Regions from separate parts of the Homo sapiens genome. Here region 2 is linked to region 1. Evidence: read pairs that join two places in POLR2A ChIA-PET (ENCODE). Cell type or tissue: MCF 10A. All regions are shown on one strand. Each heading gives the region's core, and the rest is flanking DNA. Links, peaks and the distances in the headings are about the cores only.

Evidence for each region. ChIA-PET counts read pairs that join two places held together with the same protein. Peaks named below come from ENCODE experiments on the same cell type or tissue, not always from the same donor. Only the 100,000 strongest peaks of a DNase experiment are listed, where the experiment ranks them.
Region 2: POLR2A ChIA-PET joins it to region 1 with 5 read pairs; 2 of 35 experiments call an interaction of 5 or more read pairs at or near these places.

Annotation. Positions count from the first base shown.
Region 1 is chr5:127,702,603-127,707,689 of GRCh38, forward strand. It overlaps CCDC192 (coiled-coil domain containing 192), which reads left to right and starts at 789. Exons shown (of 7, transcript NM_001317938.2): 1 at 789-905. The coding sequence starts at 844. In MCF 10A, for the core only: no CTCF peak of the experiment used is centred there; a DNase peak (open chromatin) is centred at 2,649.
Region 2 is chr5:128,089,835-128,095,119 of GRCh38, forward strand. The region is part of intron 1 of SLC12A2 (solute carrier family 12 member 2); the gene reads left to right. Among named protein-coding and RNA genes, the nearest start is that of SLC12A2, 8.7 kb to the left of the region's middle. In MCF 10A, for the core only: no CTCF peak of the experiment used is centred there; no DNase peak of the experiment used is centred there.

The DNA.
Region 1 (5,087 bases), core at 1,088-5,087:
AAACATTGCTGTCATGCCAGTCTAATTTATTTTAGGATGAGCCGTGTGACTAGATTGGGTGAGTCCAGGACATACAGACCAAAATCCAGGAATGATTCTGAGCTGTGGACTGCAGGGATCCTACCTGTACTTCCTGTCAGAGCAGAAAGTGAAGCGGATACAGGTTCACCTGGGTCTACAAATGCATCCAGGGAGAGATACAGCAACTGGCTGGGAGAAAGTAGCTGGTGTCTTTGGACAAGCAACAGGGAAGATGGAGCAGCAGTTGCAGGTGAACAGTGAGCAAACTACCAGCTAATCAGGCACAATGAATCACTTGTGCAATCCTGTGTTAGGAAAGAAGCTTTCATGAGAATGTGGCCGGGTGGGGTCTTCTGTCTGGGGCCGGCGGGTCCCAGGGAAAGCAGATCATCACAATAAGGGGTTGGTCTGTGGTGACACCACTGATTGCCTGTAAACCAATGCATTTCTGGGTGTGCACCCCTCTCAGACAGCAGTGTGGCTGTTTCCTTAGCATTGGTTCTGGATGTAAACATGCCTTGGTTTGAGCACAAAACCACTGTTTCTGTTCCACTTTGAATGAGTTTTCCAGAAATGATGGCTATGTGGTGATTCTTCACCTATTCTCATGCCTGGATCTGATTTGTGAGATGTTTTGAGAGGTTACTGCAGCTTTGTAACGGAGATTTTTTTCTTTGGGAAGTTAACTGTCTTTTCCACATCCATTGTGGTAGCCTAGCAACAAGGGACAGCAGAGCAATAGCAGGGATTCTAAAACTCTAAAGAATGATGCCTGTTGACGTCTGTCCCAGGGACAGGGGATCCCAGTGGGTCTGGCTTGAGATGGGACAATGCTATAGCAAGAAATCTGTGGTCCCAGAGTCTGACACCTCAGAGAGAAGCAGGTGAGTTCCCAGCTCCTCTCATCCCAAAATAATTCATGGGAATTTCTGGATAAAGTAGCTTTCACTCAGTACTTAAAAAAAAATCTTTCTTTAAAGTCTGGGGAATAACAGCAGACAGACTTTTTATCCTTTCCTGGAGAGTGACCCCTTTCTTTGAAAGCTGCTGTCTTCCCAGATCACAGGGCATGGCCTGACACACAGTAGGGGTTCAATAAATATTTGTTGAACAAATAAATTGTCCCTTACTTGGTCTTCTAAAAATCACACACTCACCCACCCCAGCCATTTTACTGATGTGGGAAGGGGGAGGGTATGAAGCCAGCCTTCTTTCAGTTGAAAGGAAATGTCATCTTCACTACTCTCTTGCCAAGAGATGCACACACAAAAAGCTGGGTCATTCCTCCTCTACATGTTCCCCACATAAAAACCTAGATCAATGTTGGCTAGAAATATGGAAGTACAGTTCACTTCTCTAATTGATCTGCATTTAATTACTAGAAATTTTGCATGTTGACACCATACTCATTTCCCTTTCAAATGTGGAAATATCTTCCATTTACAATTTTCTTTTAAATCTTGAGTGAGAGGTGGCCACATCTCTGTAGCAGGAGCTACATCCTATAGGGCAGTATCCTTGTGGGATGTTCACATGCAACCATGGTTCTGCTTTTTAAAGTTTTTGTTTGTTTGTTTGTTTTTGAGACAGAGTCTCACTCTGTCATCCAGGCTGGAGTGCAATGGAGTGATCTTGGCTCACTGCAACTTCTGCCTCCCGGGTTCAAGTGATTCTCCCACTTCAGCCTCCTGAGTAGCTGGGATTACAGGCATCTGCCATCATGCCCAGCTAATTTTTGTATTTTTGTAGAGACAGGCTTTCACCATGTTGGCCAGGCTGGTCTTGAGCTCCTGACCTCAGGTGATCTGCCCACCTTGGCCTCCCAAAGTGCTGGGATTATAGGCATGAGCCACCGTGCCTGGCCTGCTTCGTTAAGTTTTAAAATGTATTTTCCTTATGTGAATGTGTGATCCTTGTTCTTATTTGCTTTTCGTCTTGGGTCTATGGTCTGTGGATGATATGAGAAATTCACAAATCTAAGATTTTATGTAAAATGTTGTTTATTTGTGCAAAGGATTCCATAAGCCTCAAAAATTAAATAATCTATGGGAGGGAGTAAGGCTTTATCCATTTATTAAAGCTAATGAAATTTAGCAAACACTCATTTTCTTTTATTTTCCCAGAACAAAGCAGCTAAAGAGATAACATATCTCCCCAGTAAGCCTAGATCGCGACACTGCACTCCAGCCTGGGCGACAGAGCGAAACTCCATCTAAAATAAATAAATAAATAAATAAATAAATAAATAAATAAATAAATAAATCATTTATTCACCCAGGCTAATTGGTGACTAGTCCTCCAATTTGACATGAAGAATGAAGTAAAAAGTTTAGAAAGCGGAAAGACATTTCATTTAAAGGAAGGAAATTTCAATGTTCTTATAATGCACTGAGAAAAATGCCGTATCATTACTCCCTGCCAATAGAAATTTAAAGAAGTTTTTCCAGGTTTCCAGTGAACCCTGAAGTAAGAAAACAATGCAATAAAAACAAACTTTATAAACATATTTGTTAATTATATTTTGTCTTTATCTCAAAGCTAATAGGCTTTCTAAAGCTTTCTTCCCCCCTTAATTATTGTACAACATGACTTCTCCTGTGTATGCTGGGTTACCATGGTTACTCTGAGGCCATGACTCATGACCTTTAAATATAATTGTCAGGCAGCCAAAGCTCTCATTTTTAAATCACCAGTTTTGTTTCAGGCATTATTATTTAAAAGTAGTCTCAAATTGTACTTTCTGTGATGCATTTGTGGCACATCTGAGTATGCACATAAGGGTATTGCACTCACGTATTTTGTTTTGTTTGGTTTCATTCGGTGACTGAATATGACTTTTTTGCCCAGCATAAAAAACAAACGAAGCACAGTCCTTGTCCTCTATGAGGGTGTCACTGAGAAATGCAAAACACAGGTAGAGAAATAATCACATATATCATGAACCATAATAAGGGCTGCAAGAGGTGGATGTCCAAAACCTGCTTGTGGAATACAAAGGCAAGAAATACTTCTGACTGGTAGGGTCAGAGGGCCTTCAGGGAGAGGCAGCATTTGAGTTATGGTGTGAAGAAATGTAAGATTTCAACAAGCAGAGAAGAGAGTATGAGTGTTCTGGCCAGAGGAAACAACTAAGAAGAGGATAAACACACACTCTGGACTATTAGGCTGTACAGTTGAGGGAAAACATCCGTTTTGTGAGTTTCACTGATAGAAGATGAAATTCATTAGAGGGCTCCATTTATTAAGATCCTTTAAAGCCATTTTTTGGTTTGTCCAGCAACTGTGATGACCAAGAGTTTGTTTTCCATTTCATGATAAAGAGGTGTTGTCAAGTAGAAAGTACCAAAATACTGTTTTTTTGCTGATTTGGGTGTCGTGCGAGAAAAGCAATTACATCTCTTAGAGCACCAGTGTCTCCTTCCACTAAGTGAGAACTTAATTAATTTTGTTCAGTAGTCACTGATTACTTTGTGAACATTTGTAAATGGTTTCAAATTTTTTGAAAAATGAGTAAAAGAGAGACATGTGCACAGAAATATGGAAATAAAACAATGTATTCATGAGGAAGATAGTGGGATAGAAAATAATAAAAGTACCTTGGGATTTAAAAGTAAGGCTTTATTGGCAGGGCGCAGTGGCTCACGCCTGTAATCCCAGCACTTTGGGAAGCCGAGGTGGGTGGATCATGAGGTTAAGAGATCGAGACCATCCTGGCCAACATGGTGAAACCCCGTCTCTACCAAAAATACAAAAATTAGCTAGGCATGGTGGCATGTGCCTGTAATCCCAGTTACTCGGGAGACTGAGGCAGTAGAATCACTTGAACCCGGGAAGTGGAGGCAGTGAGCCGAGATTGTGCTACTGCACTCCAGCCTGGGTGACAGAGCAAGACTCCATCTCAGAAAAAAAAAAAAAAAAAAAAAAGTAAGGCTTTATTGATTGACAACAATAGAAAGGAATCTGTTACATCTGTGAGGTTTATTAGATAATTCATTTATTTATTCAACAAATATTTGTTGACCACCCTATCCTTCTTCAAGATGCTGAGGGTAAAGTAACAAAAACAACAGAAAAAATTTCCTGTCTTCAAGGAGTTTACATTTTCAGTTGGGAGATGACACAAAAAATATAATCAATAAGCAAACTATATAGTATGTTAGAATGTGATAAGTATCACAGAGAAAATAGTATGGTGATGAGGTGAGGGGTTAAATTTTAAATGAGATACATATGGTAGGTCCCACTGAGGTGGTGACATTTGATCAAAGACGAGAAGGAAGGATGAGTAAGCCAAGTGGATAGACTGAAAGTATCCAGGGCCCTTGGATGTGCTGGGAACTGAGTGAAGAAAGTATTTCAGAGAGAGAGTGATAAGTCATGTCAAAAGCTGTTAAGGTGAGTTGTGTAAAATAATCACTGGGTTTAGGAATGCAGAGATCTTTGGTGAATTGGACAAGTGCAGTTTCTGTGGAGTGGTACTAGTAGTGGTACTAGTCTAATTGCAGTGGCTTTAGCAAAAAAGAAAGAAAACTAGAAGGGAAGGAATTGGAGACAGTGAGAATATCGTTTTGCTGTAACCTGAATAGCAAAAGAGGTCAGTATAATCAAGTGGAAACTAAAACGGTAAGAAGGCTCTAGGCATGATAAATAACAACATGTTTATAAGCTAATGGAAATGATCCAGGAGATAGAGAGAGAAGAGAGAGGGAGAGAGAACAGTGTAGGAGACAAAGAATTCTCCACGTCTGCTGATTCTTAGGAGGTTATGCTTTCCTCTCCCCACTTTTTTTTTTTTAGTTGAAATACAAGATTGTTCAGGTTTTCAGAACAGATTGTACTGTTCAGACTACTTATTCTCAAGAGAACTTTTAAAGGCTATTTTATCTTCTGCGAGTAAAGTTTACATTCCATTATTTTTATTTCCCTTAGAAATGTCCAGAAATTGACATTTGGAGGAAATACTTTAGAAAATTTATTTTAAATGTTACAGTGTAATGATCTATTCATTGTATGTGCGGGGGTGTGTGTGCGCACATGAGAGCCTGAAATAAAATTTTGGAATTCTA
Region 2 (5,285 bases), core at 882-4,881, 390 kb after region 1:
GTTGATGCCTAGTCAAGAAATTTCACACACTATTAATCATTTCAGTGTATAGCTTTAGTCCTTGAAAGTCACCCTGGGGGAACAAGAATGTGTCTCTCGAGGGTGAGGGGAAGAGTAGAGTAGTGTCCAGAACTGGGTAAAGGTGGGACCCTGATAAGAAATATTTACATGTGGCAAAGTCAAATTTGGCTGATTTCACAGTTTTGCCAGGGGCTTTGCCCTGCTAAACCCATGCTACTTGCCATTGAAGTCAGGCTTACCCATAATACTAAATGCATTCCCCCAGGTGTACACTGACTGAAGTAGTTCTACAATGCGGCAAACAGGTAAAATTGCAGCTACTGCTTTGTTAAATAGAAAACAGCTTTTAATTTTTAGCATAAAAATTTCCTGGGTAGAAGGAAAGAAATTTTGGGATTTAAAATGTAGCAAAAAATCAGTACACTGCTAAATTGATATCTTCTCTGTGTGTATTTATGTTCATACATTTTAAAATCCTGTGAGACTAGAATTTAAAGGACCAAAATAGAGTTTCTTGGTTCTTATGTGTGGAGTGTGTTTGCTTTCAATGATATTTCATTATATGTTACATATATATATTTGGGAAGTCTATAGTATAGTCCTATGCTGAAGTGAAATAAATGTGAACCTAGTTATTCAACAAATCCTTGTTGAACATCAACAACAACACTGTTCTAAATGCTGGGGATATAGCAGTAAACAAAACAAAGTCATGGGGCTTTCATTCTAGCGGTAGGAGACAATAAACAAACAAAATTAAAGCAGGGCGAGGAAAATTAAAGGTGGCTAGATGATGGCTGGGTGATGCTGTTTTAGCATTGTTAGGGAAGACCTCTGATATGTGAGCAGGCTCTAGAAAGGGGTGACCCCCATGCAGATACCAGGGAAAGAACACTCTAGGCAGAGGAACAACAGATACCAAGACCCTGAGATGGGAGTGTGCTTGGTGTGATGGAGAGACAGGGAGGTCAGCAAGACCGAATTGATGAGGCAGTGTGATAAAGTCAGGGGGTAGTGAGGACCAAATAGCGCAGAACCTTGCAGATCATGATAAAGACTTAGGATTTTACTCTGAGTGATTTAGGGGAAGGCATTGTAGGGTTTTGAGCACAGATTTGACATGATCTGACTTATGTTTTCAAAATACCACGCTGATTGTTGTGTAGAGAATATACTGTAAGGGGGCAAGAGTAGAAGGCAGGAAACCAGTTAGAAGCCTACTGCAATGGTTCCATTAAGATGATAATGACTTTTACTAAGGTAGTAGTGATTGATACAATGAGAGGTGTTCAGATGCTGGATGTGTTTCAGAGGTAGAATTGTTGGGATTTGCTGATGGTTTGGATGAGGGGATGTATGGACAGAGTAATACTAGGGTTTTCCCCCTATTTAGAATGGAGTTGATATTAATGGAGAAGTCTGTGAGAAGGGCAGGTTTGGGAGATGGACTCAAGATAGGGTTTCATTCTACAAATTAGTTCTCCAATGAGGCAAACAGGTAAAATTGCAGATACTGGTTTGTTAAATAGTAGAACTTAAGAAAACAGCTTTCATTTTTAGCGTAAAAATGTGCTTTTGCTCTTCAGGTAAAACCATGAAAACTAGTAGTCTTTCAAATACTGTACAAAGGGGTAGGGAACTAGTGGGTTGATTCCACAAAGTGAAAGCCCACTGAGGGTGAGCAACAAGGAAAATTACTTAAAATACTGAAGTTAAAAACATTAGTGGTGTCTCATTTAAACCATGAAAGCTACTATCAGCTGAGGCCCTCCTTTGTCTTTTTCCATTTTCACTAGGATCTCTACCAACACTAGCTTAAAGCTATTATGAAAAACTTGGAGCTGGTAGAGAACTTGGGGGTTTCTAATTGGAAGAAGGGGGAAAGCCAAAAAGAAAAAATAGCTTAGTGGAATGTTGACTCTCAGCAGAAGCTAATTATGGCTAGTACACTCATAGTATCATTGGACTCAGAAATTTCCCTGCCTTAATTTTTAAAAAAATTCTGTGCTTTTTCTGAATAGTCACAAATTAGATATTCATCTAGGTTCAGAATTCTGGAAACCTGTGGGATAGTTCTTTGTTGGGTAAGTGTGAATTAGTTCTTCCATCAGTTTAGTTTCAAACAGAATTTGGTATGGTATGCTAGCCATTTTGGAGACTTTTGCAAGGGAGCGTAGGTGGTTTGGCAGGGCAGGCTTGAGTATTCCAGTGGGGAAAGACTTAGAGGACCCTAATCATTAGAGACCTGCCCTTCCCACAGACTTCTCCATTAATATCAACTCCATTCTAAATAGGTATTACTCTGTCCATACATCCCCATCCAGACTATCAGCAAATCTGAACAATTATACGTTTGAAACACATCCAGTATCTCAATACCTCTCATTGTATCAGTCACAACCACTTTGGTAAAAGCCCATTATCATCTTAATGGAACCATTGCAGTAGCCAAGATGAGAGGAAGGGGGTGATTAAAACATTTAGCTGCAATTCAAGAATTGGGCTATAGGGCTGACGGTCTTGGAAAGAGGTAGGAAACTTCACAGAGCATGTCTGGACTGAGGACCCCAGTCCGAAGTTTGGACTAGCAGTTGTTGTGATTATGGCCTGTTACCATTTAAGGTCTTTATCAGTGCTGTCCGATAGAAATATAATATGAACTACATATGTCATTTAAAAAAGTAAAGAATCAGGCAAAATTAATTTATAATATACCGTATTTTATTTGACACTGTGTCTAAAACATTCATTGCAGATATAATGAATATTAAAACATTTATAATGAGATATCTCAATTTCTTTTTTTTGTACAAAGTTTGAAACCCCGTGTGTTTTTCACATACAGTACAGCACATCTCAATTCAGACAAACATTTCAATGGTGTTGAAGTAGTAGCTCCTTGTGACCTTTGATTACTATATTGGACAGTGTAGATGTAAACAGTACTTGGCAGTTTGGTTCTGAGGTCCTATGATTTTCATTTTTCTTCTTGGATATTTAACTGTTCCTGTCAATAGTTTACTTCTGTTAAAGAAATTTGAGTAGCTTCTATCTGACAGAAAAAGCGGAATATTTTATTTAACTCTCATTCCTTTCCAGGTACAAGCTCTTTCCTTCCTTCCTCAGCCAGACTTGTTGAGAGTATTGTTTATAATTGCCGTCTTTCCTTCCTTACCTTTTACTCAAACTGCTGTAGTGTGGCTTCTATTTTGCATAAATAGTTCTTGTTAAAGTCACAAGTGATCTCCATTCTTATCACAAATTTCAGGAAGTTTTTGTTTTGTTCTGTTTTGTTTTGTTTTGAGCAGTGTTCAGCTTTCAGGCAGCATTTGGTGTTCTTTTGAAGTGTTTTGGTCACTTCCTTGGCTTCTTAGTTTTCCTTCTGCCTTTCTGACTCTTTCAGCCTCGCATCCTTTGCAGTCGCCTCCTTCTCTAACCTGAACATCCTCAAGGCTTTATTTGGACTTTTCTCCTTCCTTGTTCCTCTTTTTTCTCTCCTTATGCTACATCATCTGTAGTCCAATGACTCCCGAAATTTCGTCTTCTACCCACACTCCTCTGAGTTCTGGGTATCCAATGCTTGCTTGACATTTTTGTTTTATGTCTCAAAGATAACTCAAGCTCACAAACTTAGTATTTCTTCCCATTCCCTCCAGAAACAAGAATCCAGGCCCTCTGCCAGTGTGTGCTATATCTCTCGGAATGGTACCACTATTCATCATACTGCAAAAGTGAGAAACCTATGAGTCATCCTTGACACTTTTCTCTCATTCCCCCATCCAATCACTGAGTTCTGTCAACTTGAATTTCTAAATATTCTTTTCATCTAAGCTGCTACCATCCTATTAGGTTGGTGTAAAAGTAATTGCATTTTTTGACATTGAAAGTAATGCCAAAAACCGCAATGACTTTTGCACCAACAAAGCTGCAGCAATAGCCTTGTAACTGGGCTTCTCATATTCACTGTGCTTTCCCATCACTATTGTGCCCAAAACAAAACTGATCATTGTTGCCCAATGCTCCCTGCATTGTCTATTTCTGGTTTGCCTCTTCTTCAGTGTTTCACTTACTCAGTGGCACAATAATTCTTTGGTCACGTGGCCTTTGTACATGGTACTCTCCATGGACTCTTCCTCTCCCTTCCACCATTCCATACACCCACTGTTAACTTTCAGTTTAAGATTTCACCTCAGTCCTTATTTCTTTTGAGAGGAGGCCTTCATCCTCCAGTCTAGAACAAACTCATTTTCCCTTAATGGCTTTAGTTAGTGGTAGTATATCTATTAACATGGTTGCTTGAGTCAACTTAAGCTAACTTCAAGCTCCATGAGAAGCTGACTTTGTGATTGATCACCATTATGTCCTTTGCTATCTAGTATAGGCCTGACACAGTAGACCCTCAATCGATACATATTGAATAATAGGCCTAATTCTTTACATATTAATGTGGTACAAAAGAATCTTACCTACCTTATATCTGTTGTCTAGATTCTCTAAAGAATGTTTGGCAGAGAAATTGCCCTGTTTTGCGTATGTGGTGTTTAAGACCCAAAAGAACTAAATGACCTGTCCAAAATCATAGACATGCAGAGCTAGCATTGGAAATTGGGGCAGGCATTACTGAGTCTCAGTTGGCATTCATTTCAATATCCTACAGTTTAATACTGCATAAGCTCTTGTTATTTTGGTGACTTTTTTTTTCTTTTTTAAATACTCATGACAAATGTTTTTATATCCATTGAATATAAAATAGAAAAGATTTAGGCTGCAGAGTTCTAGTGTATGGATGTATCTCTTCCTAGTAGAAAAATGTTCAAAAAATTAAGAATAAGAAAGTTTCTTATACATGGAATCTTAGTTTTTTGTATTTCCTCTGCCATCCCCTGTCCATATCTTCCAAAAGTATGATATAAATTTTTAAATGTAATATGGGTTGTACTTTCCAGTAACTCGTAACTTGTGGCTGTTAAATTTAACTTTAAATTAACATTGTGTTAAAAATTCAGTTCTTCAGTTACTTGAGTCACATTTTAAGTACTTAATAACCACATTTGGCTAGTTGTTATCATTGGACAATTGAGATACCAAAGATTTCCATCATCACAGAAAGATATATTAGATAGTGCTGTCAAGGGAGGTGATATCTAAAATAACTCTTTTCCTTCATTCATTCTTTCTTTTCTTAATTCCTTTTCTTCCACATTAGTGACTACTAGTTTAAAGTCATTAGAGAGTCTAATGTTCTTCTAATTTTGCATAGGATC